2 separate regions of the Homo sapiens genome follow, and region 2 is linked to region 1. Evidence: chromatin loops called from intact Hi-C (ENCODE). Cell type or tissue: B cell. All regions are shown on one strand. Each heading gives the region's core, and the rest is flanking DNA. Links, peaks and the distances in the headings are about the cores only. Region 1 holds the start of LOC105369890 (a long non-coding RNA gene). Region 2 has its middle 91 kb from the start of LINC02399.

Evidence for each region. Peaks named below come from ENCODE experiments on the same cell type or tissue, not always from the same donor. Only the 100,000 strongest peaks of a DNase experiment are listed, where the experiment ranks them.
Region 2: it touches region 1 in a loop (7-fold over the local background); 7 of 110 quality-filtered maps call a loop at or near these places.

The regions. Positions count from the first base shown.
Region 1 is chr12:89,918,651-89,934,715 of GRCh38, reverse strand. It overlaps LOC105369890 (a long non-coding RNA gene), which reads right to left and starts at 14,574. Exons shown (of 13, transcript XR_001749246.2): 1 at 14,478-14,574; 2 at 13,547-13,649; 3 at 7,062-7,316; 4 at 1,488-1,680. It also overlaps the pseudogene BRWD1P2. RefSeq lists an enhancer at 14,471-14,970. In B cell, for the core only: no CTCF peak of the experiment used is centred there; DNase peaks (open chromatin) are centred at 6,047 and 7,295; H3K4me3 peaks cover 2,889 bases; H3K27ac peaks cover 4,739 bases.
Region 2 is chr12:89,848,249-89,864,313 of GRCh38, reverse strand. No RefSeq gene overlaps it. Among named protein-coding and RNA genes, the nearest start is that of LINC02399, 91 kb to the left of the region's middle. RefSeq lists an enhancer at 6,210-6,259. In B cell, for the core only: no CTCF peak of the experiment used is centred there; DNase peaks (open chromatin) are centred at 4,630, 6,393 and 7,663; H3K4me3 peaks cover 1,251 bases.

The DNA of each region.
Region 1 (16,065 bases), core at 2,741-10,740:
CAGGGACTCATTTGTCACATTGTAAAATGGAGACACTGCCATCTAGTTTGTAAGATTTTGTGCAGATTAATCCTACTGTGCAAAAAGTATATAGCAACTTATTGTCATTACTATCACTTTTTGTATCCATCTATACAACTAAATCATGTGTTCTCCCTGTTGAAATGGACATTTCCCCAGAGCATTGAAGCCAGGCCTTGTCCTAAAATTTCTGCTTTGGTAGGTGGCATAGTTCCAAGTCCTCATCACTCCCAGTTGGCATGCCATGCTAACCTCACCATGTCCCAGAACAGGACCATTCATTCATTCATTCGTTCATTCAATAAACAGTTATCAGGGCCCTACCTTCTATATACTTCCTAAGTATTGTAGAAGACACAAGAATGTATTAGTGAGTTAAACAGGTAAAACTTCAGAGTTTACATTCTAGTGTGAGCCTTGCATGATAAAGTCATTGCATAAGATGTGTGAATGTATTGCCACTTTCAAGTTATCTCAGGACCTTGAGAGTCATAATAACAACCATCATTGCCCCAAAAATGTGTGGGAATCTGATCAACATTTTTCTTGCATGAAAAAACAGCAGGCATTGTGTTTCATAGCTGATAGCTAAGATTTAATATTCCTTCTGCCAGAGAAAAGAACAAAGGTAGTAAATTTTATGTGGTAGTGAAATGCTCGTGTTATGCCTCAGTGAGTTAATGAAAAAAAATCACTTCATTTCAGAGATTTGGGTAATGAGTCCATAAAGAGAAAGCAAGGCTGCAGCCAAGGCTGGGAGTACTATAGAAGTATGTGAACAACCTGCTGGTTGGAGATCAGACTAGCTGCTTAAAAGAAAAAAAAAAATCCACTTAACTTCCCATTGGAAGCAAGCCCTGACTCTCTCTGGAGGCCATTTTGTAACCCTAAAGAGCTTATTCCAGAGAATCACTGAATTTATCTCAACGGCAGTTCATCACGGTGGGTGTCAAGCCTGAACAGCAGAACTGCATGAAAAGCCTGTCTGTATTGGACCCATCCAACACCACAGGTTTTATTAAAGAGAGTCCTTCACTGAGGTGTTGGCCGAACATCATCAATGTTACCGTTTACAGTTTGTGTTGCAAAGAAGTAAATAAAAAGTGAGGCTAAAAGGAAAACAGAGTCCTCATTGAGTTGCCTCCTATTTACCAGTAATCACACCAAGTGTTTTTTGGATTGGCAAAACCGAGCTCTTTATTTTTATACTGGTAACATTTTCCAGTAGGCTCTACCAAAAGGTATCTGAGCACCTTGTGTTGTGAAATTCAGAGAAATGGAAAACATTAAAACAAATAAGCCTTGTCTTCCAGTACAGCCTACTGGAAAAGAAATTCTACCTTTCCAAGGGCATCAGCCTAAATGGGGCCTCAGTTCTTAGAATCCTTAATCAGTTGCCTTAGAAACCACGAGAATGTGGTGAGTGCCTCCAGTCTGCAAGGTAATACTGTGATAGGTTTAATCACCTGTTACTGTTCAAGCACACACTTGAGTGAAGGTGAAATTGTTATTCATTATGACTCGATGGGCTGCGTTTTGTAGATCCTTTTGGCGCTGAAATAAAAGTCTATCTCCTGCCTCAGAAGGAATGTTAGGTCCTCTAGTATTAGGAATTCTTGTTGGTCAGCCTTTGGTGATTTATCTCAGCTGGAAAGCACTCTTGAAAAAAAAAGTGGAATTCAATCCTGTTCAACAGATTATTTATTTAATTCCTACTATGTGTAAGGCACATGGTGAAAAACAGTAGCAAATTATATTCATTCTCATTTCTGAAGAACGCCAGGAATTTACAAAATAAATATGATACACCATGATGTAAATATTAAAATGGTGAGAGAAAAATGTTCTTCTTATCATTTATTTAATCTTACCAGACAAATACAGACTTTGGATTTACAGGTAAATTAAAAAATTATTACTTTTTAATATTATTTGAGACCTCCAAAACATTACCCAAATACATAAAATTGAAAGTAAAGATTACAGTGTGGGTTCTAAAATTAGTCCCAATTTCTGCTATGGAAATTAGATTTAACTCTTAAGTAACATAGCTAAATGGAAGTTCTGGTAGTTTCCTAAATTCTCTTGTGTGTGTGTGACTCTAGGTCTATTCCAACCCTATAATGGTATCTTCTCCAATCAGGGAATTTAATTCCAAACTCTTAGAAGTTTTTGTTTCTTTGCTATTGTTGTTTTTCTTTTTTTCTCATGTTCTTGCTCAAAGATGACTCTTTATATATTGTTTTTTTTTCTTTCTTCTCCCTGTCTTTTCCTTCTGCCCCTTTTCACCTCTCATCTAGATAACAAATGTTAAACGTATAGTTTCACATTTTTCCATACTCATAGACACATGCAGGGGTAAAGGGATCATTGTCATTATTTGTTTTACCAAAATGACATTATATGCAAGAATTACATCTTGCTTTTTTTCACTTAACAATACAGAATATCCATTCAACTTAGATGATACAGGTCTAACTTATTCTTTTTAGTAGACTTATAATGCTCTATGTTACAAATATAGCACAGTTTATTCACCCATTCTTCTATTAATGGTTATTCACCTTTTCAGTGTTGTGCTGCTAGAAACAGAGATGAAATAAACATCCTTTATATTATTTGCACTTTTATTTCTATAGTCCAGAATCATAGGAATAGAACTGCTGAGTCAAATGATGTGTATATTTTTAAAAAAATAAATCGCCAGGTTGTTTTTCAAAAAGTACATTCTTCGAACCATGCATGTGAATATTCTCTTTCACAAATATCCACCTATAGTTGGTATAAATCTTCCTTTAAAATTTTTCAAACTGATGTGTAAAAAGAATGATTTCATTTTCCCTTTCATCTGTATTTTCCTAACTAGTAAAAAATTTGAACAGCTTTTTACTTGTTTATTGTTCATCTGGGCTTACTTCCCTATGAATTAACTATTCAAATTTTTCATTCCTTTTTCTGTAGTATGCTTGTCTTATTGTTATCAATTTGCAAGCTCTCATTGTATATTATAGGTAATAGCACTTTGTCATTTGTGTTGCAAATGTTTTCTCAACTGTTGATTTTTACATATAGCCCCCTGAATTTTCTTATTCTATTTTTTATAAGTAGTGATTTAATCTATCCAGAATTGACAAGGCCAAAGGTAAGGGCCTAATTTTATTTTATTTTTTTCAGGTAGAAAGCCAGTTTTTACCAGCACCATATATGAACAAACAATCTTTTCCCATTGAATTTTAAAATACGATGTCTTTTTTTCTGCTCCTAATCAGTTTGTCAATTTCCATGCCAATTGCCTCCCCATTTGGTTTATGGTAATTTTACAGAATGGTTTATTGTCTATTATGCTTAATCTCTCCTCACTATTCTTGCTTTTTAAATTTTATTGGTAATACTGAATATTTATTCTTCAATATGATTTTTTAAATAATCTTGTCAAATTTTCCCCCTAAGTACACTCCAGCATTGTGTTGAATTTGTATATTAATTTTGAGAGCGTGGATGTTTTTACAATTTTAACTGTTCTCATCTAAAATATGGCATCTTGATCTATTTGGTTAGGGAGTTCTATATATTTACATGAAAATGTATGAGTTTTTTTCATGTAGGTCCTATATATTTCTTGATGAATTTAATCCTAACTATTAAATAGCTTTTTTTTTAGCAAGTAAGTGGTTATTGCCACCCCCCCAACAGACACACACAAAACTATTGCTTTTTAAATATCTATCTTATATCATCAATTCTGAAACACACATTTTTAACATCTTTGAAAATGGGACATATTCTATAATAATGACCTCTTAATTCTGACACTGTTTTTTCCTTCTTGGTGGTTCATAAAGTAACAGATATCTTAAAATATATAATATCTTAGGTTCTTTGAAATATTATATACCCAGTCAACTTACCAAATTTTCTTCTTCTAATTCATAATAGTGGAATTTTTTTTAGGTTTTCTAAGTACAGAAGTATATTATCTGCAATACGATGTCATTTTATCTCTTTTCCAAATTTATACCAATTATTTTACTTTCTTATTGAAGGTAAATATTGCTTTCTTCTTTTTATATTAGTGAATAGTTAGCACAAACAATTTTAATTGTTTGCTGTTGGTTTTTGGTAGGTTTTAATCATAGATAAGGCATTTTTTCCTTTTTCCTATTTTACATAGTTTTTATTAGGAATGCCTGAAAATTTTTAACAAATTCCTTCTAAGAATCTTGTCTTTATTGATAAAACATGATTTTTCTCTTGCAACATATAAAATCATGCTAATAATTTTCTTGATTTTCTACCATTCTTGCATTCCTGGAATTAATCCTACTTAGTGATAGTGTATTATAGTTTCCATTTTTTTGATACAATGCTGAGTTCCATTTCTTTATATTTGAATTTGAATTTTTGCCACTATGTTCACAGGAAGTTGGACTGTAGTGTTTTATCTGCACTACCCTTACTAAGCATTAAGATTATGCTGGCTTTTTATGAGGTTTAAATATTTAGCTTACATGATCTCTAAGGATTTGATCAAACTCAGCCACAAAGACATCGGGTCCTATTAATTTCTTTAATGGTTTATTTTTATTCATTTTTCAGTATTTTATATAGCATTTAGCATACGAAAGTTGTTCTTTTAGATCAATTTTAGTGAATTACATTTAGTATAATATTCATTTTCTCTAAGTTATCAATCGTGTTACAATCGAGTTTCATGAAGATTTTCTCATGTCTTTTACTGTCTTCCACATGTTACTGTCATTTTTCTCTTTTTTCTAATATTTTATTATTTATTTTGCATCTTTTTTGTTTTTCCTTTAACCAGGCTTATGAGAGATTTATCTATTTTATATAGCCTTATCAAATAACCAAGTTCCAGGTTTATTTAGTCTTTCTAGATTTTCCATTTATTTTCTTGTTCATAAGTTTTTGATTTTATCTTTATTAATACATTCTGATTTATATTATGGGTCCTTACATTTCTTTCTTTTTTTTTTTTTTTTTTTGTGAGACAGAGTCTCACTCTGTCGCCTGTCGCCCAAGCTGGAGTACAGTGGCACAATCTTGGTTCACTGCAAGCTCTGCCTCCCAGGTTCAAGTGATTCTCCTGTCTCAGCCTCCAAAGTAGCTGGGATTACAGGCGTGTGCCACCATGCCTGGCTAATTTTTGTATTTTTTTGGTAGAGACGGGGCTTCACCATGTTGGACAGGCTGGTCTCGAACTCCTGACTTCAGGTGATCCACCAGCCTAGGCCTTCCAGAGTGCTGAGATAACAGGCGTGAGCCACCAAGCCCGGCTTCATGGGTCCTTAAATTTCTTAGGATGAGTACAAAAAAACCCTATTTTTAGCCATCTCTTAATAATGGTGCCACTTAAAGCTATAAATTGCATCTAAGTACAATGTTTCCGAACTTTTACTATGTTTCATAAGTTTTGAGTTACATAGCTATTTGAGAACATGGATTGTAAAATCTCCACTTTTGGTTTTAAGTTTTTCTGTGTTTGTTTTTGTTTGGCTATGAACATGATCAATTTTTGTGAATATTCCAGAGATATTTAAAAAATAATATTATCTATTTGAAGGATGAAAAATTCTGTATTTGGCTAGTAGTCAATGTTATTGATTATAACATTTATTTCTTCTGTGTCATTACTTTTGTGTTCTCTATGTGATCTGATTTTGAATATGTATATTGGAATCTCTCTTTTTTTGCTTTATAGTTTTTGCTTTATACATTTAGTAGTATGCTATTTGGTGACTTCAGGTTAAAAGAAGTAACTGAATAAAAATATATTGCCTGGCTTCGGAGAGATCAAGGGCAGGGGTGGGGGTTCTGATCACCTTTTGACTATCATCCAAGGATTATATTAACCTACAGAAAATATTCTACTGAGTACTGCAGAGCAAGTTCAGCAAATATGCCCCCTTCTATCTGAGCAATATAAGTAGACAAGAATTTGACTATCTGTCCAATTGTTTTTGCAACTACCTATGCTGCTGAGGAGGCAGTGTGTTTAATGGTTTAGACTAGGGGATCTTAAGGTAAACTGTATGCTCTTGAGTCAGACTGCAGCTCTTAAAATAACTTTGTTCAGCTCTGTTTTCACACCTGGTAAATAGGAGATGATAATAACACAGCCTACTTTATAGAATTGTTGTGATAATTCGGTGATGGGATTCATGTGAAGCTCAGAGTCACACATGAATCAAACACTCAAAAAATTCTATTAATATTATACTAAGTTCTTGAGGCTCTCCTAGAACCATATACATAAATAGGCTTTGAAAAGAACATGATATTATATATGAATATAAATCAGCAATAGCATTATTAAAGCAGATGAGAGCAATGCAAATGTTCCAGAAATATAATTATAGAGTGTAAAATTATATGAAGTAACATGTAAAACAATGCCAAAAATTAAGTGCAAGTAAAATACAGTTAAGTTCTTCAAGGATAAGGATCGTGTTCCATTCCATTGAAATAGATCCACAGTTTTAAGCACAGAGATAGGTACACTGCAGATTAAATCAAGCTATTTTTTGATTCTCTGTGAAGAGGTACTGTCTCAAATTCTTGGATTAAATTAAATAAAAATTCTAATTTACTATCTCATGTCTCTTTCCTACAAAAGAGACACCTCTAAAACATCTTATAAAAATACTTTTAAAAATATCACTGGAGTAGTATCAGTCAAGGTTCATCATCCAAAACCTCAAAAAATAATAAATCAAAAACCATGAAACCTGACAAACTTTGAAAGACTTTAAAACTCTACCTCCATTTTCTCATACAGAAAATAGGCTTATATTTTTAAAATATTAAGTATCTCATTTTCTTTGGTACTTTGAATCTCTATGAGTCAATAACTTTGTTGCACTATGCAAAGTTGTCTAAGGAGATTAAAAAAACAAAAACCGGGTATTACAATTCCTGCTTTGAGTGAGTTTCCATCTAGCTTCAGATTCACAGCACACACTTAAAAACCTTTCTGAACCAATATATAAAGAGTACAATCTAATATTATGCAAATTGAGTACCTGAGCACTGAGGGGAAGAAAACTGAAGAAGCTAGTAATGTGAGATAAAATTCACCATTGGTCATCTGAACTCTCCAGCACCAGTAGTTCTCCAATGTTAGAATGCTAAAAATCACCAGACTTATTTGTTAAAATGCAGATTTCCAGTTCTAGCTCCAGAGATTCTCATTCAATAGGCCCACGATACCATCCAGGAATCAGGATTTTAATTAAATTCACAATCAGAAGAATGACATAATGTCTCTTTTTCTTCTCCTATAAAAGTGAAACACAAAATAATGCTTGACATGCAAAGATAAGACATGCTCTTACTTCATGGTGACCTGCTTACCAGGAAAGAGGAAGTGAAACAATCTATGAGGACTCTTTTAGCTCTAGGAGGCATATGTTTGTCAAAAGTCAAGCCATGTGAATCACGTAAACAAATTTAAAATGTACTAAAGATCTGTACTATCTGGATTTTCCACCTCTTTTTACCATAGATAAGTCTTTATGTATAGTGGACTATAGTATAATAACATAATATTCCTAATACCATTAAATATTGTCATCATCACAAATAAATTAAAAATCTACTAGCCAACTAGAAAATATTTGCCAACCATATCACATTAAAGGACGATACAGACCAGGCATGGTGGCTCACGCCTGTAATCCCAGCACTTTGGGAGGTTGAGGTGGGTGGATCACCTGAGGTCAGGAGTTCGAGACCAGCCTGGCCAACATGGTGAAACCCTGTCTCTACTTAAAATACAAAAATTAGCCAGGCATGGTGGCAGGCACCTGTAATCCCAACTACTCAGGAGGCTGAGGCAGGAGAATCACTTGAACCCTGGAGGCGGAGGTTGCAGTGAGCCAAGATCAGACCACTGCACTCCAGCCTGGGCAACAGAGTGAGACTCTGAAAAAAAAATTTTATATATATATATAATTAACACATAAAAGCTTTAACCATCTAATAGGAAAAGATGGAAAAAGACTATAAGACAATTTACAGTATAAGACATATAATTGACTCAAGTAAGGAAACTCTTCAACTTCACTAATGTTTAATGAAAAGCAAGTTATGAACACCAAGAATTTCAATTAGCAAAGATTGTTTTCAATGACAATAACTATTAAAAATAGTATTAAGAAAAATGGACTCATTCAGTCCTGTTATTGATTTTTTTTAATTTTCTGAAAAGTAGTTTATAATACATATTAAGAACCTTTAAAAATTCAGATTGTTTCAGTAATTCTTGTTTAGGAGAAAATGCCAAGGTAATAGTAAGAAATGCAGATAAGAATCATTTCTGGAAATGTTCATTATAGCATTATTATAAGAGCAGTAAGTTAAAAACCATCTACATATAAAAATGAGAAGGTGATTGCATGAATTATGGTCTATTCATATTATAGAAATAGTATATAACCATTAAAACTGTTTGTTTTTAAGAAAAATAACATACGAAAATGTTCAATATAAAATGTTAAGTGGAAAAAGAATAATTAAAATTACATATTTGGAAAATATCCCAAATATTTATTTTTTGTATGCTTGTATAACTAGAAAAAATGTGCTGAAATATTGAATGTTGTTTCTGAGTAATGAGATTATGGGTAATTTCCATTTTTCTCCTTGTAATTTTTTTTTCTTTTTTTTTGAAACGGAGTCTCACTCTGTCACCCAGGCTGGAGTGCAGTGGCGTGATCTCGGCTCACTGCAACCTTGCCACCTGGGTTCAAGCAATTCTCCTGCCTCAGCCTACCGAGTAGCTGGGATTACAGGCACCTGCCACTGTGCCCAGCTAATTTTTGTAGTTTTTAGTAGAGATGGGGTTTCACCATGTTGGCCAGGCTGGTCTTGACCTCCTGACCTCGTGATCCACCCACCTCAGCCTCCCAAAGTGCTGGGATTACAGGCCTGAGCCACCGCCCCAGCCTTCTCCTTATAATTTTTTATGCTCCCTAAATATTCTACAATAAGAGCTTATTTTTTAAGCTATCCTTTTGAGAGCTTAAAAAACTTAATACCATAGCATGTCAAAGATTAATAGGATAGAATCAGTTCCCAAAATCAATTAAACACATCATTTCCAACCAAAGGCAATTGAAAAGCAATTTTTAACAGGTATATGTGATCGGAACAGGGGCTAAATCAAGTCAAGGCACGATATCATTAGGAGTAATACAATCGGTTATGAATACTGCCATACACTTTTAATACTTATGTATTTGGGAAAACTTTAAGCAACAATTCTTTAAAGCTAATTTGTTTCTCTTAAGAACTGAGAAAGAATTGATATCTGAGAAAGTTGGAGGCTACCCAAGGAGAGAATTCAATGCCAACAAGGAAATCAAATTACTTGATTCACAAAATTGTTTTTTTATTAAGCTTCTCCTATAGCCCAGATTGTCACTTGAAGGCTGGGAGAGCAACCACCTCCATAGTACTTAAAAGCCTAGTTGAAAGTAAAAAATCTGAAAGAGACTTCAAATCTGCAGGCAAGGAAGATTTGGAAAGACTTCACTGGTTTCTAAACCCAGTTACTACTCAGAAGCACCTACAGAGCTTGTTAACCCTAGATTCCTGACCCCATTCCTAGCGATTCAGAAGGTGGAAGGTAGGTTCGGAAATGTGATTTTAAAGATATATCCCTGGTAATTCTAATGAAGTCCAAGTCCTGAGACCAGCATCTGAGAACTGCTGATATAGAACCAACAAGGAATTTAGGCCCAAAGAAGTAAAGATCAATTACATAATTTAGTTAGTAACAAAGCAAGAAATGCATTTGGATGCCTTGTCTAGAAACCAATGCTTTTTCTACTATATTTTATATTTCTAAACCACTCTCCCAACAGAACAATAATAATATAGGTTAGGTTTAGGTAAAGTACCAGGCAGCCTCAGCACCTGAGTTTCAATCTTACAATGAAAACTGGGAGGACCCACTTAAACTACAAAAGGAGTTTGTGTGGCTCTTACAAAAATCCTCAATTTCAGAACATTTTCTATAGTAGCTTAGATAACTCAAAACCCAGCTTAAAAACTAAGTAGCAGATATAGTGAGACTTTTTGCTAGTTCACACTTTTTCATTTTTTTTGAAGATCACGCACCAAAAATCACTGCATATTTGTTGTGTGATATTACAGCTATAAAATAAACAAATGTTGATTCCTTAGCTCTTTTATCCTTGGATGTTTTCACTAGCTGAGATTTTGAAATGGGGAATTATTAAAAGAAGAAGTCATACAATTATGTCATACGAACTTTCACAACTGCAAGTAAAGGGATATTCTCTTTTTACTAGGCATCTATTATGTGCCAAGTACATTTAGTTAATCTGCATAAACCTTGTTAAGCAATCATTATTGGTCCTCATTTTACAGACCAAGAAATAAAAGGAAGAAAAATCTGAGTAAATATTTTATTCAAGGCCACAAAGCCAGAAAGTGGCAAAGTGGGAATTTGAGTTCAGAACTCACAGTAATCTCAAGCTCTTTCTGTTTCCCCCAAACTCTCCCTTCCCCTTCACAACCAAAAATGTCTTTGTCAATAGAGGATATTTGAATGAAAGAGACAAATGTAAATGTTACTCTATATGCTAAACTTTTTCTATACTTTACCAATAACTGTAATTATTGATTCACTATGTTCTTCCCCAAGAGAAATAAAAAAGTACACCCTGCTTACTCTTTTTAAGTTATTATTATATAACTTATAGGAAGACATTACAGATCTAAAATCATCTCCTTAGTATTTTAGTCCTTGAGTGACAATCTAAATTGTGTACTTGTTTTTTTTAAACGGCCATTGATTGCAGGGTTGAAAAGGCTTTGTTCTATCAGAGTGGTCTAAATTTTTGAAATTTCCCTGTGGGTCACTGTATTCTCTCAAGTGACACAACCTTTGCTACAGAGTTATGCTGAAATTGCAGTGGAAGTTACAACAAGAATTTTACCAGTTGCCAGTTTATTTCTGGATCCAAGAGCTACCTAGGAAATCTTCCTCTTGAAAATTAATCTAGTTTGAAACTGAAGAAGGCCAGTGGCATGGTGGCTGTAACCAAGAGGGTATGAAGTGGGGACAGTGCTAATATGTGTTGTCTTATCAGACTACTGCCTCTTCCCAATTTAAAGCAGCGGCATGTTCTAATTAAAATGTGAGAAGAGTAGAGGAACAATTGTATCATCAAGGAGACAATTTCTAACACATAGGATTATTATTTATAATTATTAGCTTCATTATCCTCATCACCATTCATAAAACATCTGAGTTCTAGAGAAGAGTTCTAAAGCATATTTCTTTGCAAGAGCAAGAGTCACTTCACATTAACACCAGATTCCACAGATTTTGAATTTGTTCCCAATGGTCTATTTTTACTGGAACTAAAGACAATAAGCTGCCTGAGTGTGGTGTGAAATATCTATAGATATGCATCCCCTGGGCCCTCTCAAATTTTTCTCATTACTCTTTACTAGGTCTTTTGAAACAGAAAGAGAGATGCTGTCTTCAGTCATCAGATTAAAAAAAAACAAAAAGAAATAAAAAAGATGATGAGTTTAACTGTCCACTGACATAATATACTACCCCCATCCAGAGGGATTCAGGTCTTGACATAGAAATACAATGAGAATTTACCCCAAATCTAAGTATGTAGAAAATAGAGTGGGGGGATGGGGTGGAATAGGAGGAGAAAATCCAGGAGATGTCACCTATTCTCCCCTCGCACCCTTGACTTTCCCATTCCACTTTCCCAAAGAAGGAATGAGGGAATTCTAAAGAGCCAAAGTTCAATGGAGGATCCATGGAGAAAGAGGTTATCTTTCCTAGCTTGGTATAGTGTTAAATTAACAAAACAGGCTGTCTTTTGGGTAAACTAGCATATATCCTCCAATTTCCATTCAGATGTAATGAAATCTTTAAACATAACTCTAGTGGTCTTAATTTCCCATTTTCAGTTATTTTCTCTCTATATTATATTTCCATTCTTAAGAATGCATCTATTTCCATTGCTTAAGTTCTCATGTCTACCAATCCAAACTTTGTATCTCCAACACTAATTTTTCAGTCAGCCTTGTTCCATATTTCCAGGACATTTCCATCAGAACACCCTGCTTTAATTCTAAGTGTCCAAAAATCAAACTGAGGCACATTCCCACCTGAATAAACTTTTCTTGCTTTAAGTTCAGCTTCATTGTTTTCCATTACATTTTCCAAGTCACTCAAGCTTAAACCTTAGACCTATTTTTGAGTCTTTTCTCTATTCCTCCCCTAATAATCAGTACCATCTTTTCTTGTTATGATCGCTAGTGTTCATTTCTACATTGCCATTCCCTCAAATCTAGAGTTTTATTCTTGTACAGACTTGCAGTTTCCAACACATTTTCAGCCTCTGTCTGTCACAGTTAATTCTCTGACACTAAAGCTAAGTAAGTCTTTACAGAACCTCCAGTAACACACCATTTGCTTAAAAATGTATGCTTTTTCACTGCAGCCTTTCTAATCAAGCCCAAATTACTTAGCCCAGCATTTGAGATGGTCCATTCATTATCTGACCCTACCTTGCCTATCCAACCGGATAGAACCCCATTAGAACATAATTCCTGGACCCATACCTTTTGCTTTAGTCAAAGAATTCCCCCTAATGCCACCTTCTTTCCCCAAAGCACACCAAGTATTCAGAATGTTTGACTTTCCATTATCTAGGTGCTACAGCTTTCTGGACTCAATTTCAATTTCAACTTTGCAGTGAAGCATTTCCTGGTAACTTCAGAACAGAATTCTTATCCACTTTTCTAAATGTCTACAACATAAGTCATGTGAATCTAATTATACACTATCACTTTTTAATAATTTTTTTCTACTGCTTTGTGTTATAAAGTTGCCTCCCGCTGCATTGCAAGTAGTTGGAGGACCTTGATAATGAGAAGTGGTTTTATTTGTTTCTTTAGTAAAAGTCAGATAACAGAACAGTTATAAAACTATACACTATGTTTGGTGTTGAGTCTTAATTATCACTACTTAAAATCTCTTTTTATAATTTTAAGGGTCTTAAATGTGTAACCGCATTTCTAATAGGGAAATTTCAATGGCCCTATCTAAGGCCTGAGGTCATTTAGTTGAAGACAAATTGAAACAGAGTCACAGATTCTCCCTTAAGTATGTCAGTTTTGTTCAGTTCTTTGTGTACTTTCCCTGTGCTGAGTTTCCCACCAGCAGACCCTGAGACAAGGATTTATATGCAGGTGATAGGAAGAAAGTGCTGCAAAGAAACTTGTAGAGAGGAGGGCCAATAGGACAGGGAAGAGGAAATCAAACAAGGGTGCAATTTGAGACAAAGTCCCAGCCTCAGCCAAATCCCAGAAGAGCTCTGGAGGTGAATTCTTCATGCACCAGTCATTGACTACAGACTGATCTAGTGGGACATCAATTCCCAAGTACTTCCATCCCCTGTGCACTGCAAAACTCCTCCAGGAGCCCAAGGACAGACAGACTTACAGCAAACACGTTGAGGCTGGAGGATGAGCCCAGAAACAGCGCATAGACTCAAAGGGCATCTGAGTAGAGTGCAGACAGTGTCTTTATCCGGATCTTCCTGGTTCTGTAACAGAAATAACATAAAGGGCTCCTTTATTTCAAATGCCTGTATGTACATAGAAAAAAATGTTAAAGGATACAAATCTAATTATTAATGGTCGACTGTGAGATTCGTGAAGGGAGACTTTCACAATTGACTTTCCACATTTCTATATTATTAGACTTTTATAGCAAGCATTACTGTCGTAAGAAAAAAACCTGAGCCAAACAGATTTTTCCACCAAAAAATTAATGATGTACTGGTTTATTTATTATGACATGTTTTGTTGTTTGTGTTGCAAATAACTCTAGGAAAGTAACACCATCTGAATAAAAATTGATTATCTAGGCTGTTAAAATGCTCAAGTCCATTCATTAACAAATTGCATTCTCACCAAGCATAAATGATTACCATTGTAAGCCCAGAAAGAAATAAACCTTGTTAAGACTTCCATAAGAAGCGGTATTTAACTGGTTTTGTAGTCTGTGGCCACTAGAATTTTGGCTTTAATTCTAAAATATGGTCCACTAATCATATATAGCCTAATCTATATCAAAAAATATCGCAGCAAAAAATTTAAATTGTCTTTAGAAGTGTAATTTAAAAGTACTTTGGAAATACAGATGAAAGGTAGAGTCACATTTGGTTATAAGGAATGTCTTGACTGCTTTGAACATAATTGGGTAATAGCAATTGGTCAGACCTGTGCATCGAAAAGAGTAATCTGATAGCTACATGTCATATAAATTGGAAGGGCAAAAGAATGGTAGAAGTCAGAATTCTGCCAGAATAAATCAGCTGAAAGGCAATGAAGATGATAACTAATGAGAAAGAATCAAGCACTTGTCCTACCTTTCATATAGAAGCTGTACTACTGATAATGAAATAGTAGATGAGGACAATGATGATTTAAAAACATTAGAGGTCATATGATCGTGATAGTGGAGATAAGAATGAGCAGAAACTACTTAGATAGAGGGGCTGAGGAGAAAGCATAGTCAAAGATGACTGAGATCGTTCTTGTTTCAGGGACATAACATTGAAATTTTAAGAAAATACTGATTTTTTTAAAAAATTATAGAATTTTACATTTTATATCTATTAAGTATATCTCAATAAATCTGGGAGAAAAATAAAAGCTTCCCAGTTGATTCTAATGTGAAAAAAAAAGCATTAGGGCGGCGCGCACGGCATGATGGCGGCGGCGGCGCACGTGCCTCAGGAAAAGGGACGCCGGCCTCGTCAAGCCTCAGCGCGGCCCACATGCTTGGCTAGCACGCTCGCTCCCGCCTCCCGCCCAGCGCCCGGCCAAGGAGGAGGCCTTGTCCACCTGAGGCCCGGTGCCTCTCATGGAGTTGGAGCTGTACTTCCTCATCGCCCAGTACCTCTCACCGGGTCTGTGTTGGAGAAGGGCCCAGGTGCTGGTGCAGGAGCTGGAGCAGTACCAGTTGTTGCCGAACAGGTTGGACTGGGAGGGCAATGAGCATAACAGGAGCTACGAGGAACTGGTCTTGTCCAATAAGCATGTGGCTCCTGATCATCTGTTGTAAATCTGCCAGCGCATTGGTAATATGTTGGATAAAGAAATTCCACCCAGTATTTGAAGAGTCACTTCTTTACTTACTGCAGGAAGGCAGTCTTTGCTACTTACAGCGAAAGGTACCTTAATTTGAGGAAGTGTTCTGCTTCATATCAATAGCTTAATAATTATTATAATGTGAAGTAATGTAAGCATTGTGGAAGAAATGTGATAATGTAACTATAAATCATGATGTGGACTATAAAATTCTCTTCGTTTAGCATAGAACACTGAATTTTATTACCTAAGTGTTTAATGGGTCCTTCTGCATTAAAAAGTTGATAAAGATATAGATGTTAAACTAAAAAGGTTGAATTTATTCTGAGATGTATTTGAGGTTTTATCATGGTGAGTTCTTAATTTTCCATTTTGTAGCTCACTCATAATTTCATTGAATGTGATTGCATGTGTCTAATAAACTCTAAATGCTAGAATTTCATTTGATATTTAGATTCTGAAAGCCCTTTGTTATAAAGGGAAGTGATTTTCTAAATTTGGTAGCAGCTTGAAAACAAGCACCAAACATGTAAAATTGCATGGTTCTTTTTTTTACTAATTTAATTTTTTGCAAAGTTTTATTTTTTGCAAAATGTTTGGAATTGCTATTCTTTTTCTGTTAGCTTGGTGATATATGACTTAGACTAAGTGTTTGTATGTGATATAATCTTTGTGTACATGTGACTAAACTGCTAATGGCCAAATATTGTTGGTTCTTCTGATCCTGAGCATACATCAATTTCATTCCATGATTTTTTTTTTATTATGAGCTATTGCTGATGCGATGCTATCTCTTAGGTGCACCACCAATATAAAGGTTAACTGAGAAAGAACAACCCTCCCTCTTGGTTCTGTGCCAAACCG
Region 2 (16,065 bases), core at 3,543-11,542, 71 kb after region 1:
TTCAAAAGTCACCTGCAAAACAGCCCCAGGAAAGCAATCAAGGACTAAATAATCAGTGGCCATGGTGAGCACCACAAATGCAAAGGGAGTGGAAACACACACTCTCTTTTGATTCAGCTTAAATTTCAGCCTGAACTTAAGTAGCATCATTGCTGACACAACACATTAATAACAAAAGGAGAGCTTCCTGTTCTTCTTTTTACAAAGCTTTGTAACCTTGGTTTCTGGGTCTCCTTGTTTTGGAAAAAGAAAAACAAAATCACTTCCTGATGACTTTTCTGCTGAAGAGAAATCTGACTAAAAAATAATTAAGAAAATAAACACACTTTACATAAAGATATGTGATACTTTTTTATTGTTTTTACTTCATCTTAAAATCTGACCACACATTATTGTTTTTCTCTCTGTAAGTATGCACAAGAAAAAAAACTAAAACACACCGCTTTCTGGGTGCTGCTAATAGGTGTTCAGTATCACAAAGATCGAACAAACCACATAATTGTGACAATTACTATGGCAACTAACAAAATTTTCAAATCAAAATACCCACTCTCAACGCCGCCCACACAGAGCTTTTAGAGCTAGCATCCACTTCCACTTCAATGTACAGTGTGCAAATTTGGAAGGCCCTGCCATCTTGTAACCACAGTGAAGAAAACTGCCTACGTTAACTCTGCTACTTTATTTTCAGTTGACTGTTTCGTATGTCAGACAGCATCTCTTGCAGCACTCCATTCAAAAATGGAGACCAAAGAGTCGGCTGCCCAGTCTGTAGAAAACTGCACATAGAGCCTGAAGCAGACATGGTACTAAATTAGCAATACCATCCATATGTTTTCTCCTCTGGGCATTCAGAGTCACGAAAATAAGTTCTCCAAAAATAACTCTTCTATCACATAGTGTATCTTCTTTCCTCTCATGAATCAGATCGTCATTTTAGTCTGTCTGATTTAATTTTCTAAAACCAACTCCCTCATATCTGAGAGAGCCTTTCCTCAAATAAATGCCACACAGGAAAGCTGATATGTAATAAAATTGTAAATGGATCTGTTTAAATTTGGTTGGAATGTTCTGTTTTGTTTTGAGAGACAACAGAACTTTAGGAATCTTTCAGCTCACCGTCATGTGCTGATGAGGAAAGCCTCAGGATAGAGACCAAGGCCTCTTGGAAAAAGCTGAAAAGATAGGGAAAGCGTAAAGAACAATCCATGTCTTGCCAACACAGCCTCCTAATTGGGGAAAAAGAAGTCACTGGACAGAATCCTGCTCTGCTCAGCAAACATCACTGTGTCACTTTCTCTTCCTGCTTCTGCTTCGGCAGAAACAGGAACTCTTAAGGCAAGAAAGCCAGAGGAAGTGACCTGCATTTTCTTGGCGGGACAGACACACAAGCAAATTGAGGTTTCCTCTGCTAGGGCACATGAAGTTAGGTGAATCCACTGTTGAGTTGGAAATTGTCCTAACTGGCAGCAAAGACATCATTGTAATAATAACAATTAACAACCCGACACTCACTGGTGCTTACAATGTACCAGCCATTGTTAAAAGTGCTTTACAGAGACAAATTCATTTAATCCTTATGTTCAGTGTAGCCCTGTCATCCCATTTTACAGATAAGAAAACTAAGGCACAGAGTGTTAAGCAACCAGCGAGGTATAGAGTGGAGCCAGTATTTAAATTCAAACAGCCTGTTACAGACTATTAAACCTGAGAAGTTTTTAGGTGTCTGGAAAAGTGTACAATGTTTTATCTTGAAATTTGTTGGCTTTCAAAATCTGTACACACACACACACACACACACACACACCCCAAAAAATTGCAATGTGATGTTTGATGTGACCAGTGTTTAATGAGAAAATATTTCTATATTTGCAGAAAACGTAACTTGTGTATGCCTCAGACTAGGACATAAGAACTACCCACCCCCTACACCCCAACCAGCCTATGGCAGAACAACTGTGTGGCTAGAGCTGCATTTTAAAAAGTGAGTAAACCTAAAGTTGTTGAGAAAGGAACATGCAGTAAACAATGGCAAAATACAATCAACTCGATTATTTGTGATTTATAACTGGGAGCACAGGTCATTCAAACAGCTACTTGAGTCAATAATTCCAACTTTCTGCCCATGAAAACTTTTTGTATTCATTTTCTTTTACTGCTGGAACAGATTGCTACAAACTTTGTAGCATAAAATAACACAAATTGAGTATCCTATAGTTCACTAGGTCAGCAATCTAGCATGGGTCTCATCAAGAGGCTGTAGGCTGCATTTCTTCCTGAAGATTCTAGGGGAGAATTCATTTCCTGCTCATTTGGGTTATTTGCAGCTTACTTCTTTGTAGAGGTAGGCCTGAAGTCCCTGTCTTCTTGCTTCCTGTAAACTGAGGCTCATTCCCAGCTTCTAGAGGCTGCTACCACTTTGCTTGGCAAGTAGACTTCTTGCTCCATCTTCAAATCCAGCAATGTCAGGTTGATTCCCTCAAATCTCTCCACCTTCTTCTTCCGTCTCATCTCTCTGACCCAACTGAGAAATGCTCTTTCCTTTTAAGAGATCATGTGATTACATTGGTCCCACACCATTAATCCAAGATACTCTCCTGATCTTCAAGTATACTCCTTTAATCACTGTACATCTGCAAAGTTCCTTTGCCATGTAAGGTGACATGTTCACAGTCCTACACAGTTGCACATACTCATGTCTCCAGAGATTAGGACATGCATATCTTTGGGGTATCATTATTCTGACTCCACACTTGTGAATAAGAAGCCAATTCAAAGATTTTCTTTCTCTTTTTCTCTTTAGCAGCTTTATGGAGGTATAATTGATTTAAAGTTGATCCTTGAATAATACTGGTTTGAACTGTAAGGATCAACTTATATGTGAATTTCTTCCTCCTCTGCCACCCCTGAGATTGCAAGACCAGCCCCTCCTCTTTCTCCTCCTCTTCAGCCTACCCAATGTGATGACAAGAATGAAGACCTTGATGATGAGCCACTTCTACTTAAGAGTAAACAGGCCAGATGCAGTGACTCATGCCTGTAATCCCAGCACTTTGCGAGGCCAAGGTGGGCAGATCACCTGAGGTCAGGAGTTCAAGACCAGCCTGGCCTACTTGGTGGAACTCTGACTCAACTAAAAATACAAAAATTAGCCGGGCATGGTGCTAGGCACCTGTAATCTAAAATTACAAAAATACAAAAATTAGCTGGGCATGGTGGTGGGCGCCTGTAATCCTAGCTACGAGGGAGGCTAGGCTTAAACCCAGGAGGCGGAGGTTGCAGTGAGCGAAAATCGCACCACTGCACTCCAGCCTGGGCTACAGAGCGAGACGACTCTGTCTCAAAAAACAACAACAAAAAAAGGAGTAAATATATTTATCTTCCTTATGATTTTCTTAATAACATTTTCTTTTATCTAATTCACTTCAATGTGATAATACAGCATATGATACCTATAACATACAAAATATGTGTTAATAGACTTTACATTATTCGTAAGGCTCCCAGTCAACAGCAGGCTGTTAGTAGTTATGTTTTTGGAGAGTTACAAGTTGTATACAGATTTTTGACTGCACAGTGGGTCAGCACCCCTAACCCTTGAGTTGTTCAAGGGTAAACTGCACATTAAACTATATATCTTTTTTAAATGTATCATTTTAAGAGTTTTGACATATATACAGAGTATACACCCATAAAGCTATCAGCTCAGTCAAAATAATGAATATACATCATCCCTAAAAGTCTCTTCATGCCTCTTGGTAATCTGTCCCTCCCTTCCTCACTCCATCCCCAGGCAACAGCTAATCTGCTTTCTTCATTATAGATGATTATACATTTTCTGGAGTTTCAAATAAATGGAAATATACAATACATACTCTCCTTGTGTTTATTTGTTTGGTCTGGCTTCTTTTGCTCAACATAATTATTTTAAGATTCAGCCATATCATTGCATGAATCAATAATGCTATGCAACCCAGTTATTCTATTTCTAGGATACTACTCTGTTTTTGTTTCTATCCGGAACAATGTGTTAGGAAGAGAAAAGAGACTAAGAACAACTATAGCTTTTCTGACCTTCTACTGCAGCCAAAAGTCCCAGAGACACATACAAACCTCCAGAGAACTTAGACATTTGAAATCCATGACACTCAGACAAGGTCTTATTACATCAGTTGGGTTTTGCTGTGTAAGAAACTACACCCAAAACTGGGTGTCTTAAAATAATAGTCATTGTTCTGTGAATCAATAATTTGGGCTGGACTTTGCTGGGAAGTTCTTCTGCTAGAATTGGCAAGGCTCACCCATGCAGCTGCAGTCAGTGAGTAGATCAGCTAGGGAGTGATTCAACATCTCACTCAATGTTTGGTGGCTGGTACTGTCAGTTGTTGTTGGCTGCCAGCAGAGTGACAGAGGTGACTGGCCACAGGTCTCCAGCAAATTGCTCCAGGTTTATATTTACCTGGTTGCAGTCACAAGGCTCCCAAAAGCAGCAAGAGTGGGCAAGCCCCAATACACAATCATATTTCAAGCTTCTGTTTGTATCACATTTGCTAATGGCCCATTGATCACAATAAAGCCACATCACCAAGCCCAGCTCAAAGGGTGAGGAAATAAACTCCACCTCTTGATGGGAGTAGCTGCAAAGAAATATTGCAAAGGGACAGGCAAACAGGTAGAAGATTTTATAACCATGTCTGCAGTCTGCCACATTTTTCTCTCTTCTTCCTTCATTAACTTCACTTTTTCACTACCCATTCATGCCTCAAGCCACACCTCTGATCCAATTTCTTTACCCGTAACTCAACAGAATCTATTCTATTCTCTCCCAAATTACTAATGACCTCTTTGTTTCTGGCTAAGTCCAGGGGACCTTTTTCTCTCATTGTCTCATTTGGAGTCTCAGTGTCACTTGACGCAATCTTCTCCATTGACTTTGATAGTACTACTCTTTTCCTTCTTTTCCTCTTAGCTGTTTCTTCACAGTCTCCTGCATAGAAAAAGTGGGTAGCAGGGCACCTAGCACAAAATATGCATTTAAAATTGATTTGTTGAATAAATGATTAAGTGAATAAATTAATGAACAAATAAAATGGGATTATGTTCTACCCACTGATTAAATGTTGGAGTTTGTAAAGCTTCAGCTACTACCTATGTGCTAACGACTTCCAATTACAAGTCTCCAGCCCAGGTCTCTTTTCTGCACTCAGGCATATGTATGCAGCCTCTGAATAGACTCTTCTCACTGACACTTCAAACTCAACCTATCTGAATCTGATCTCATTAACCTCACTTCCAGATCTGCTTTTCTTTCAAATTCTTTCACGATCTACACAGTCACCAAAGCCAAACATTTGAGTGTCATTCTAGGCTCCTTCCTATGTGGCACCAAGTCTTACTGCTTTATCATTATGTTTTGTTTCATTTTGAGACAGGGTCTCACACTGTCATCTAGATTGGAGTACAGTGGTATGTACTGCAGCCTCCACCTTGTGGGCTCAAGCAATCCTCCTACCTCAGGCTCCTGAGTAGCTGAGACTACAGGCATGAGCCACCACAACGAGTTAATTTTTTAATTTTTATTTTGGAAGGACGAGATCTCACTATTTTGCTCAGGCTGGTCTCAAACTCCTTCTGCCTTGGCCTCCCAACGTGCTAGGCTTTAATTTTTTTTTTTTAATTTGCTGCCTTCTCTCCAACCACATTGTTTCTACTCCTCTTGTTTAAATCCTTATTATTGCTCACCTAGATGCCTACAACCTCCACCTAACTCAGTGCAAAATCCGAAAAGGCAGGAATCACCAGAGTTGCTTGTTCAAAACATAGATTACCCAACCTGCTCCAAATCATCTGAGTCAGCATCGAGTGCAAAGGGGTCTGGGGATCTGCATATTTTAGAAGCACCCCAGACGAGTCTGGTTATCAGGCAATTTTTGGAAACACTGTCCTTATTTGCCTCCCTGCCTCCAAGAGTTGCCTGCCATCATGCACTCCACTCTCCACACTGTTGCCAGACTGACCTGTTTAAAATGCAAATATAATCTTTTCACTTCTTTGCTTAAAATATTTCCAGAGTTCTTCATGGTGTCTAGGAAAATAACCACATTCCTTACCAAAGCCTTCAAGTCTCTCCGGCCTTATCTTTTGATGCTCCTCAGTCATGGACCCTGCGTTCTATTCTTTACTGTCTTCTAAATGCAGCATGCATGCCGTTTCAAGCTATTGCACCAGCCGTACCTGCCACCCAAGACACTCGCCATCCTCCCCCTGTATTTATTCATCACACACTTATGTAACACTTAAGTGAGACACACTCTTCCAAGTACTTTGGGAATATCAATGCATTTATTCATCCTTACAAACCTGGGATAGGTAAGTGGTAGGTACTATTGTTACCCCCACTCATAGAGAAATTGAGGAATCTGAGGTTGAAGAATTGAGAAATTGAGGTTGAAATTGAAGAACTGAGAAATTGAGGTTGGGAACCTTGCCTGGGGTCATGCATAGTTACTGGAAAAAACAAGACTTGAGCCCAGAGAGCCTGGCTGTAGAATCCACGCATTTAGCAACCATGTTCTAGTGCCTCTCCTTCATCTGGCTAAACCCACTCTTTCTCAAATCTCAGCTCAGCAATTAATACTTCCCAGAAGCCTTCTTTGATTTCCCAGTCTGAATTGGCATTTTGAATGGGCTTATTTTTGTCATGGCACTTACAGTACTGTACAGTAAAAAAAAGAAAGAAAAAAGTTCATTTTCTTCTCTGACAAACTAGACTAAGTTTCTTTTCTTTCTTTCTTTCTTTTTTTTTTTTTTTTCTTTTTTTTGAGACAGAGTTTCATTCTTGTCACCCAGGCTGGCATGCAATGGTGTGATCTCGGCTCACTGCAACCTCTTCCTCCTGGGTTCAAGCAATTCTTCTGCTTCAGCCTCCTGAGTAGCTAGGATTACAGGCACCCACCACCACGCACAGCTAATTTTTGTATTTTTAGTAGAGACGGGGTTTCACCATGTTGGCCAGCCTGGTCTGTCTTGAACTCCTGACCTCAGGTGATCCACCCGCCTCGGCCTCCCAAAGTGCTGGGATTACAGGCGTGAGCCACGGCACCCAGCCTAGACTAAGTCTCTTAACAGAGGAAGAGATATTTGTTGTGTCTCCAAAGCCTAGCCCAATGCCCAGCATGAATAAGTAACTAAGTATGTGTTGAATTTAAAAAAAAAAAAAGAATAAATGCATGAATGAATGAATCTGTACATGAATTTACAAGCAAGCAGCAAGGGACATCAATAACAAACAATCTGAACAGTCTGCCACTGAATCGCCAAGTCACCTGTATACAATTTTATGAGGCGTTTCCATTTTTGGCGTAGGAGATGGCCTATCTAGTATCAAAAATAAACTTTAGGAGTCTTTCTACAAATTTGACAGATTTTCATGGGAATTCAAATTAAATGCATGATTGGACATTTATTTGTTTAATCTACTCAGTAGGTTTCTTTTATTTTCCTGTGTCAAGCATGAAAGTTAAAACTATTTCTAGGCCTTTCATCTTAGCTTGGCTTTCCCCTTAATTTCTTTGCTCCAGAATGTTGAACAAAACAGGTCCCTTTTTGTGGTTGGAAAGTTTGGCTTTACATAGAACCTTTCAACACACAACTGTCAGCACCTGATTATGGGCCATTTTTTAGCCTATGACTTTCACTTCCTTCCTTAAATAGGTCTTTCAGATGAATCATCTTTAGCCACTCTGTGATTATGCAGGGATCAGATACGCAGTATAGAAATGAACAGGATACACTGAAGTCCCTTCTATCTTGTATCATTTTGTGCTCTGATTTGGGGGGGGTTCATTTTTTATGCAATAAAAATGTGATTGACTACTGTGTGCTGGCTTTTGTTCGAGCTGTCAGTTCATTAGCACTTCCAACTAGAGTGGGAAGAAGCAGAGAACTGGATAAAGCTCACGTCCACTAGTTTTGAGCTGTTTAGCATTCCTAGTTCGGAGACAAATTTGGTGGGAAAAGACTTGGATGAGACTTATTTGTCCAACTCTTTTTCTATACCCCATGTAATTATTAAACTGTATGTGTGTATATGTGTGTATAAGCAGTCAACCAGCATAGTTGCAGAGCCCCTTAGCTACTCAAAAATTCATCCCTCAACCCGTAATTTATGAATACTTCATCAAATTCATTCCTACAATACACATGCTGATGGTCATAGCTATTTACTTATTAGATCAATTTTAGAAAATATTATGTTTGGGTAAATAATCTCTTTAATGGTGGTTTATTGTGTCACGTGTATACATGGTCCTGAATATTAATATGAAAGAACCCACTTTTTTTCCTACGAGATAAGAAAAATCAAGGTACCAAAACCTACAATGCTGAAATGTACTAGAATGGATTAAGGAAAGAAGAAATTTGCAATAGGGATTCTTGTCTTTTATCTTCCATATGAATGACATCCTAAATATATATGATGCTGACCTACATTTCTATAGTTGAAGGCTATTTTCTGAGTGAAATCAGCTACAATGAAATGTGCAGTAACAGACATACAAAAAGGAATAGGCAACAGAACTCAAATTGAAGAATTAAATGGGCAAGAGGTGAACAGAATAAAGTGCAGAACCTCATATTTGGTAGGCTTTAAGAAAGATTTTTACCTCTTAAGGACAGAAAAACTACTCCTTTAAGAGTTTTGCCAAGTCTGCAAAACAAGATTCTGGCTTTGTTCAGCTTCTTCCTCTCCTCTATCTTCTGAGAAGAGAAGACATGTTAAAAGAAAGCAATGCTTTGGCATCAGTAATGGAGAATTGTCAGAGAACCAACAGAAAGAAGCAATGCCTGCAAGGTGGTAGGAAGAAGAAAAAGACTTCACAGGAGAGGGTGGGCAGAGGAAAGTAAAAACAGCCCAAGCTGGAGGCAGAGGAAATGGCTCAGGGGAGAAGCTAGGAGTGAGAATAGCTGTGGGGTGTGAAGGCAGCTTGTAGAAAAGAGAAAAGAACATTTTTTTAGGAAAATTTCTGAGAGCTATGTGTCCCTGATATGGTTGGGATGTTTGTCTTCTCCAAATCTCATTTTGAAATGTGATCCCCAATATTGAAGGTGGGGCCTGGTGGGAGGTGTTTGGATCACAGGAGCGGATCTCTCATGAATGGTTTAGCACCATCCCCTTGGTAATGAGTGTGTTCTTGCTCTCAAAGTTCACGCAGGATATGTTTGCTTACAAGAGTGTACCGCCTACCCCCCTCTCTTGCTCCTGCTCTCATCATATGTGTGCTGGCTCCCCTTCCCTTTCACCATGACTGTAAGCTTTCTGAGGTTCTAGCCAGAAGCAGATGCTAGGGCCATGCTTGTACAGCCTGCAGAACCAGGAGCCAACTAAACCTCTTCTTTACAAATTACCCAGCCTCGGGTATTTCTTTACAGCAATGCAAAAATGGACTAATACAATCCCCTTCATGATACGTGAGAAATACATGTAAAGTATTTGAGATATTCTGAAATTATTATTGGTGGCTGAGTTCCTTTGAACGTGACACTGCCTTGGATCAGAACTACATGGCTCATCCCTTTATTAACATTACACATCTTTTGGAAAAGGAGCACAGTGAAGTTATTAGGAAAACCATCTTCATCATATCCTAGTAGGATTTTAGGCCTCTGGAGGACTTGGTAGAAGTCCTTGGAGTCTTTACATTAACTCATTCTATACTCAGAGCACATTCTTCCTCCTCCTTTTCCCGTTTTCATTTACTGTTGTGTCCTTGTTGGTATACAAACAACTTACTAGACTAAGGTTCTTGATGCCAATAACTGTGGTCTTTTTTATCTTTGTATTCCATGTTATATCCAGCAGAACACCAGGCACGTGATTAGATATTCAATTAATTGAACAATCAATTCATTCTAGGATACACATAAAGTTATACTAAATAAAGCAAGTTAAAATGTAATGAGAGGCCCACTTTCAGAGGCTGCGGCAGGCAGATCACTTGAGGTCAGGAGTTCAACACCAGCCTGGCCAATATGGTGAAACCTCATCTCTACTAAAGATACAAAAATTAGCCGGGCATGGTGGCTCATGCCTATAATCCTAGCTACTCAGGAGGCTGAGGCAGGAGAATCACTTGAACTCAGGAGGTGGAGGTTGCAGAGAGCCAAGATACTGCCACTGCACTCCAGCCTGGGTGACAGAGCAAGACTCAAAAACAATTAAAATTAAAATTAAAAAAATTAAAAAAAAATTAAAAATTAAATGAGAGAAAGCCCAGTAGATTTGTTTTTGTTGCTGGCATTCCCATTATTATCATTTCATTATTGATCTGATCAAATATTCTGGTTCAACAATATACTTAGAATCTAAGAACTACAACTTTTCTTGTTTACTTTACCAAAGTGTCTTCACTGTGGCAATATATTTAGAACTCATTGACTATTACTATACTTTCACACTTCAGAAAATATCACTAAGAGACTCTTCTGCTAGTAGCAGTTATATAAGTAGCATTAATAATACATGCATTTTCCAATCTTCTTGTCTAAAAATTAACTACCAAATAGGCCAATTTTAATTCTCTCAATTTTATAAAAATACACATGAGATCATAGCTATAGCTTTCACACTCATTGTTTCATTTGTCTGGAAATCCTTTTTGTCTCATTATCTCTTATCCATCTACATATAATCCTAACATAATGAAACACACCAAGCCATCTCTGAATCCAAAATAGCAGTACGCTGGGTCTGGTATATAACACTAAGATTTAATGGCTTGGTAGGAGCACATATTGAGAATCTGGATGGAAGGCACTGTGTTCTAGTAACTGTAGGGAGTTAAAAAGGAATCAGAGGCCCGGCGTAGTGGCTCACACCTGTAATCCTAGCACTTTGAGAGGCTGAGGTGGGTGGATCACTTGAGGCCAGGAGTTTGAGACCAGCCTGGACAACATAGTGAAACCCTGTTTCTACTAAAAATACAAAAAAAAATTAGCTGGGCATAGTGGTATATGCCTATAATCCCAGCTAGTTGGGAGGCTGAGGCAGGAGAATCACTTGAATCCGGGAGGCAGAGGTTGCAGTGAGCCAAGATCGCACCACTGCACTCCAACCTGGGCGACAGAGCATGACTGTCTCCAAAAAAAAACAACAAAAAAGGAGTAAGAGCATTTTACTCTGACAACAAGGAACTTACATACAATATGCATAAAACGTCACTGTGACACGAAATAACAAACATTAAAGAATGCATGTACACACATATTTCTGTCACACATTCCCAAACTTACATTGTAAATTGTGTGGTTGCTCTCTACACGTGCACACATTACCAGATGAACTTGTTTGTGACCAAGTAGAAGAGTCAAGGCAAGAAGACAAACCTGAAAGAGGTAGCACTTACTGGGCTGTGTGACCTATGACAAGTCCTACGCCCTCAACTGAGCCATTGTTTCTTCTGTGGAAAGGAGTCCATCTTCGTCTCAGGTAGGTTGTAAAGAGTAAATGAGGTAACAGAAACGTGCCTAGCACAGAGCGTTTCATAACCACTCATCCTCTTTCCATGTTGCATTTTACTTTGATTTCTGACTGCCAACCTACACTTTCTTGGCAGTTCTGCTTCTTGGACACCAAGATTTAACAAAACAAAAACATATTTCTGATTACTATATACCAAGCAACTCTATATATTGTTTATAAAAACATGAAACCATACACACAAGTAATAAGAAAGTAGCTTAAATACATAAACACTAATGAGAGCTGTCCATATGTACATATAAATGCCTAGTATTTAAAGATACAAAGGGCAATAAATAGAAAGGAGAGGAGGTTTCTGGGGAGATCACAGAACTAGAAGATGTAACTTGAAAAGGTAGTATAAATAAGGGGTCATTAAGCAAAAATTTCACAATATTTATGTTTTTAATTATGATGTAACACACATTTGAGAAAATTTGGAAAGCATAGAAACACAAAAAAAGAACATGTAATACAAGTCATAAACTTGTACCAGATATAAACTCTGTTAACATTTGGTGTTTTCTTTCTGATATTTTTATTTGTATATATTATCTATTTTTTTACCTACTTAGAATTATACTATATATATGGCTTTGTATTTTGCTTTTCAGTTGTATAGTAAGGATTTTCCATGCTGTTAAACATTTTCTGAAACCATGATGTTTAATGGTTGCCTTTTATCCTTAAGATACACTCTGAATTTAACCACTGATCTATTATGAGTCTTTCATGTCATCCCAAATTTTTTACTTTGAGCAGAATTTTAGATGATGAAAAAAATGTATTTTAGTTAAAAATAACATTTTAACCAACATGATATAAACCTTACATACTAGAAAATGATGAGAAAGAGATGAAAGGGAACAGCTCAGAATAGAAAGCCAGGATGGAATTATGTTATCTTTAATATACTGTCAGATAGGATAACAATGCAACTGTATTTCTAAGTAAGTCAAAACCATCTTAAAGAAGTCAGAGAGAATTTACTTACACCAAGGAATAGATGGGAATTAAACAGTGAAAAAGGCTATGTTCTTCCCAAAACTGATGAATCTGTGACGTGAATTGGCTTTTGCTGTCATACTTGGTCTCTGGAAAGTGGCCTTTGTGATAACAAGATGCCATATTTAATCAACATCAGTTGGCAGGATGACATCTGAGTAATAAAGCAGATATGGAGCCCATCTCATGAGCAGGTTGATCTCAAGCAATCTCCAGCATAGCCTTCAAAGAGTATAAGGAAGGTAGGCAGAAGGGAGAAGGCCTGAAGGGAAGATTCTTCCATTCAAAGCCATATAATCCCATCTAACCAAGCATTTTCTAGTGGCCTCCTTCTCCAGTGGCCCCCCTGAGCACAAGCTTGACACACTGTAGGCTGGCATACACTGTCAGTTCTTGGATTTAGCGTTACAACAGCATAAGGACATGTCAAAGAATAAATTCAAGGTTCTTGATTGTCATCCCTCTACTCCTCTTTTACAAAACACTATCAGTCCTTTCTTATGTCTCATGTCATTCTGATGTCAGACCCTCTTCCTTTGTTATAGCAAACCTTGAGCAGTTAAAGGTTAAAACTACTGTCTGTGTAGTTATGAAATGAAGGATTGTTAACCAGCACCAGGAGAACTCTGGCAGAAAATGAACTAAGGGAGAAGGAACGACATTGTAGGAATATGTTGAACAGAAAGCCTGGAGACAGAGATAAACAAAAGCTAAAAGAAAGAAGAAAATGGGAAGAAAAAGCCAAAGAATCGTAAACCAAGGAGATCAGATCAGGATAAGGCATCAGGGTAGAAAGAAGCCAACACTCAGTCAACACTGGAAGACCAGGGACCATTGCAGAGTTTCAAAGACAAACAGTGCCTTAAAACTGAAGTTAGGACAGCCTCAAATGGGAGGACATTATTTGCTGCTTGTAATAAATCAAAATCCACAGATTGGCATCCTAGACACACAACTAAGAGGTTAAGATGACTGCATTGGGTTTAGTAAATTAGGACCCCATTCAATCCCCCTGAAACCCAGCAATTTGTCTAGCTTTGCGATTAGGGTCCTCTTCTCTTAACTTCCCTACTTTCTATTCTCCAGCCTCGTAGCAAGTCAGACTCCTTTTTGATTGCTAGTTTCAGCTTAAGCTACATTGCTCCACATGATCCTTTGATTTCTGGTTAAAACTACTGTCTGTTGTAGCTACGTCCTTCACCCATGCAAGAGACATCTTGCTCCTTTTTTGTTAGGAAGGAATTATGTGCAGGACTGAGACAAGATCTATATGTCCTCAGCTCATTGTAGATGAAGACAGATGTCCCTTTTCATTCCTTCTTAGGGTTGGAAGCAATGGGATGAGTTTGAGCCGTTCAGGACTCTTCCTCCTATTTCTCTTGGAGTTGACAGAGAGGGAAATACAGGAAACAATATAGAGAAACACATACTCTAACAGACATCCTAAAGCACAGAAACCCTCCAAGAAATGCTCCTTTCCCTGGGCAGGATGTCAGCTTTGCTGAGCTTCACCTCCCTCCATAACCCTTCCTACATACTCGGTACCTGTTTATTCTTTATCTAGTGTTTTATTTATAACAAAAAGCACTTTTGCTCTCTCCTTGTTCTCCAGGCATATATATAGCTAAAGCTTTCCTCTTCATACCATATTTGTATTTTAAAAATTATCATTTTGTGCATTGACAATAGATGTTTACATGTGAACGGCAACCTCAAGGCAATTCCAGTGTATACTTAAGACTCTTAAGGGTAAGTATTCACAATTCAGCATGAATAATAATGTAATTCATATTTATTGAGTCCTTGCTAGATGCCAGATGCTTTACTAAGTGCTTTACAAATATTATATAACTGATTTTTTCCAATATATTCAACATAGCATTGATTCCTTCCAATACAGCACTTATTCCCATTTTACAGAGAAAACTGAGGACCATACAAATAGTACATGATGGAGTCAGGACTCAAATCCAAACCAATGACTCCAACATCCATGCTGTTGCCATCATTCTATATGGTTTTTTGCCCTGGATAATTCTGGCATTCGTTTGACAGGGAGGGTGGCACTTGTCAACATCCTGCAATGAGGACATACAGCCACCGTACAACATGAGAGTTCAGTCACAAAACAATTTAGCTGGTCTAAAATGGTTGTGTGTAAGGCTAGCTAGGCTAAGCCTTTTTAGGTAGGAATAGAAAAGAAAAACTGTAAAATCATCCCTTGACTGCCATTCTGAGAAGTAAAATGGTGTTTTGAGTGGTCATTCAACAGCCTCCAAAGCCCTTGTCAGAGGAATTGAAGGTATTGTTTCCATCAAAGACTCTCTTTCATTTCACTGCCCTTTCTCAAGATGGGACATCCCACTGCTTATTAATAAAATTAAAGCTAAGCAATTTGGCTGGACCTCAGGACTCTGCAAGCTCCTCCCACGGTCTTTTTATTTTAATTATCTTATTGATTGATGATTGATTGAGTGATTTTTAATTGACAAAAATTGTGTAAATTTATGGGGTGTCGCGTGATGTTTTGATATATGCATACATTGTGTAATGATTACATCAAGCTATTCACATATCCATCACCTCACATCCTTACCTTTTTTCTTGCAGTGAGAACATTTAAAATCTGCTCTCTTAGCAATGTTCAAGTACACAGTACATTTTCAACTACAGCCACCATGCTCTACAATATATTTTCAGAATTTATTCCTCCTGCCAAACTGAACCTTTGCTCCCAGTCTTCACAGCCGTCTGCTCTAGTTTTGAGTTCTCACTGCTGCTGGGGTGCCTGCTGTCCCCCACCCGCAGCTTGTCTCCCGCCTGTGCCCTACCTCTGGCTGCAAGGACTCGGACTCGTCACTCCTCTCCCCACGCCTCCCTTATCAGCCATTTACTCAGCGCTCTCTTCACTCACACTCACTTCATCGGCAGACTACTTTGTAACTGTTCTAAAGCCCATTTTAGATTTATGGATCATGTGTGTCCTCAGCCAGAAAGCAAGGACTGTGAGGATGGATTTCAATATTTCATATAATGAGGGCATTAACTTCATGAACAATGAATTCAGGAAACATAGATTGTGCAGTGCCTGGCACAAGTAAGTATCCATATATTACAATTTTCATACTAATATTAACAAGTCTTATTTTTAGTGCTTGTCTTCATAGAACTATGTTCAAGGCACAATGGGCCTTGGATACTTGTTTTAAAGGTATTGGAGTCTCACAACTCTGGTACCATGTGCAAGGTTAAAACAAGAGGCCAGAGAAGGCTCGTTCACTTTAGAGCAGTGATTCTCAATGGGGACAAATGTCCAGAAACTTTTCTGGTTGTCACAATGTAGGAGATGAAAATATTATTGGCATCTAGTGGATAAAGGCTGGGGAAGTTACTATACACCCTAAAATGAGCAACAGAGCACCTCCCCACCAACAACAGATAACGATCCATCCCAAAATGTCAATAGTGACGAGGTTAAGAAACCCTGGTTCAGAAAAAACAAAGCTATTCTAAAGTCAAATTGCTAGCTAGCATTTCCC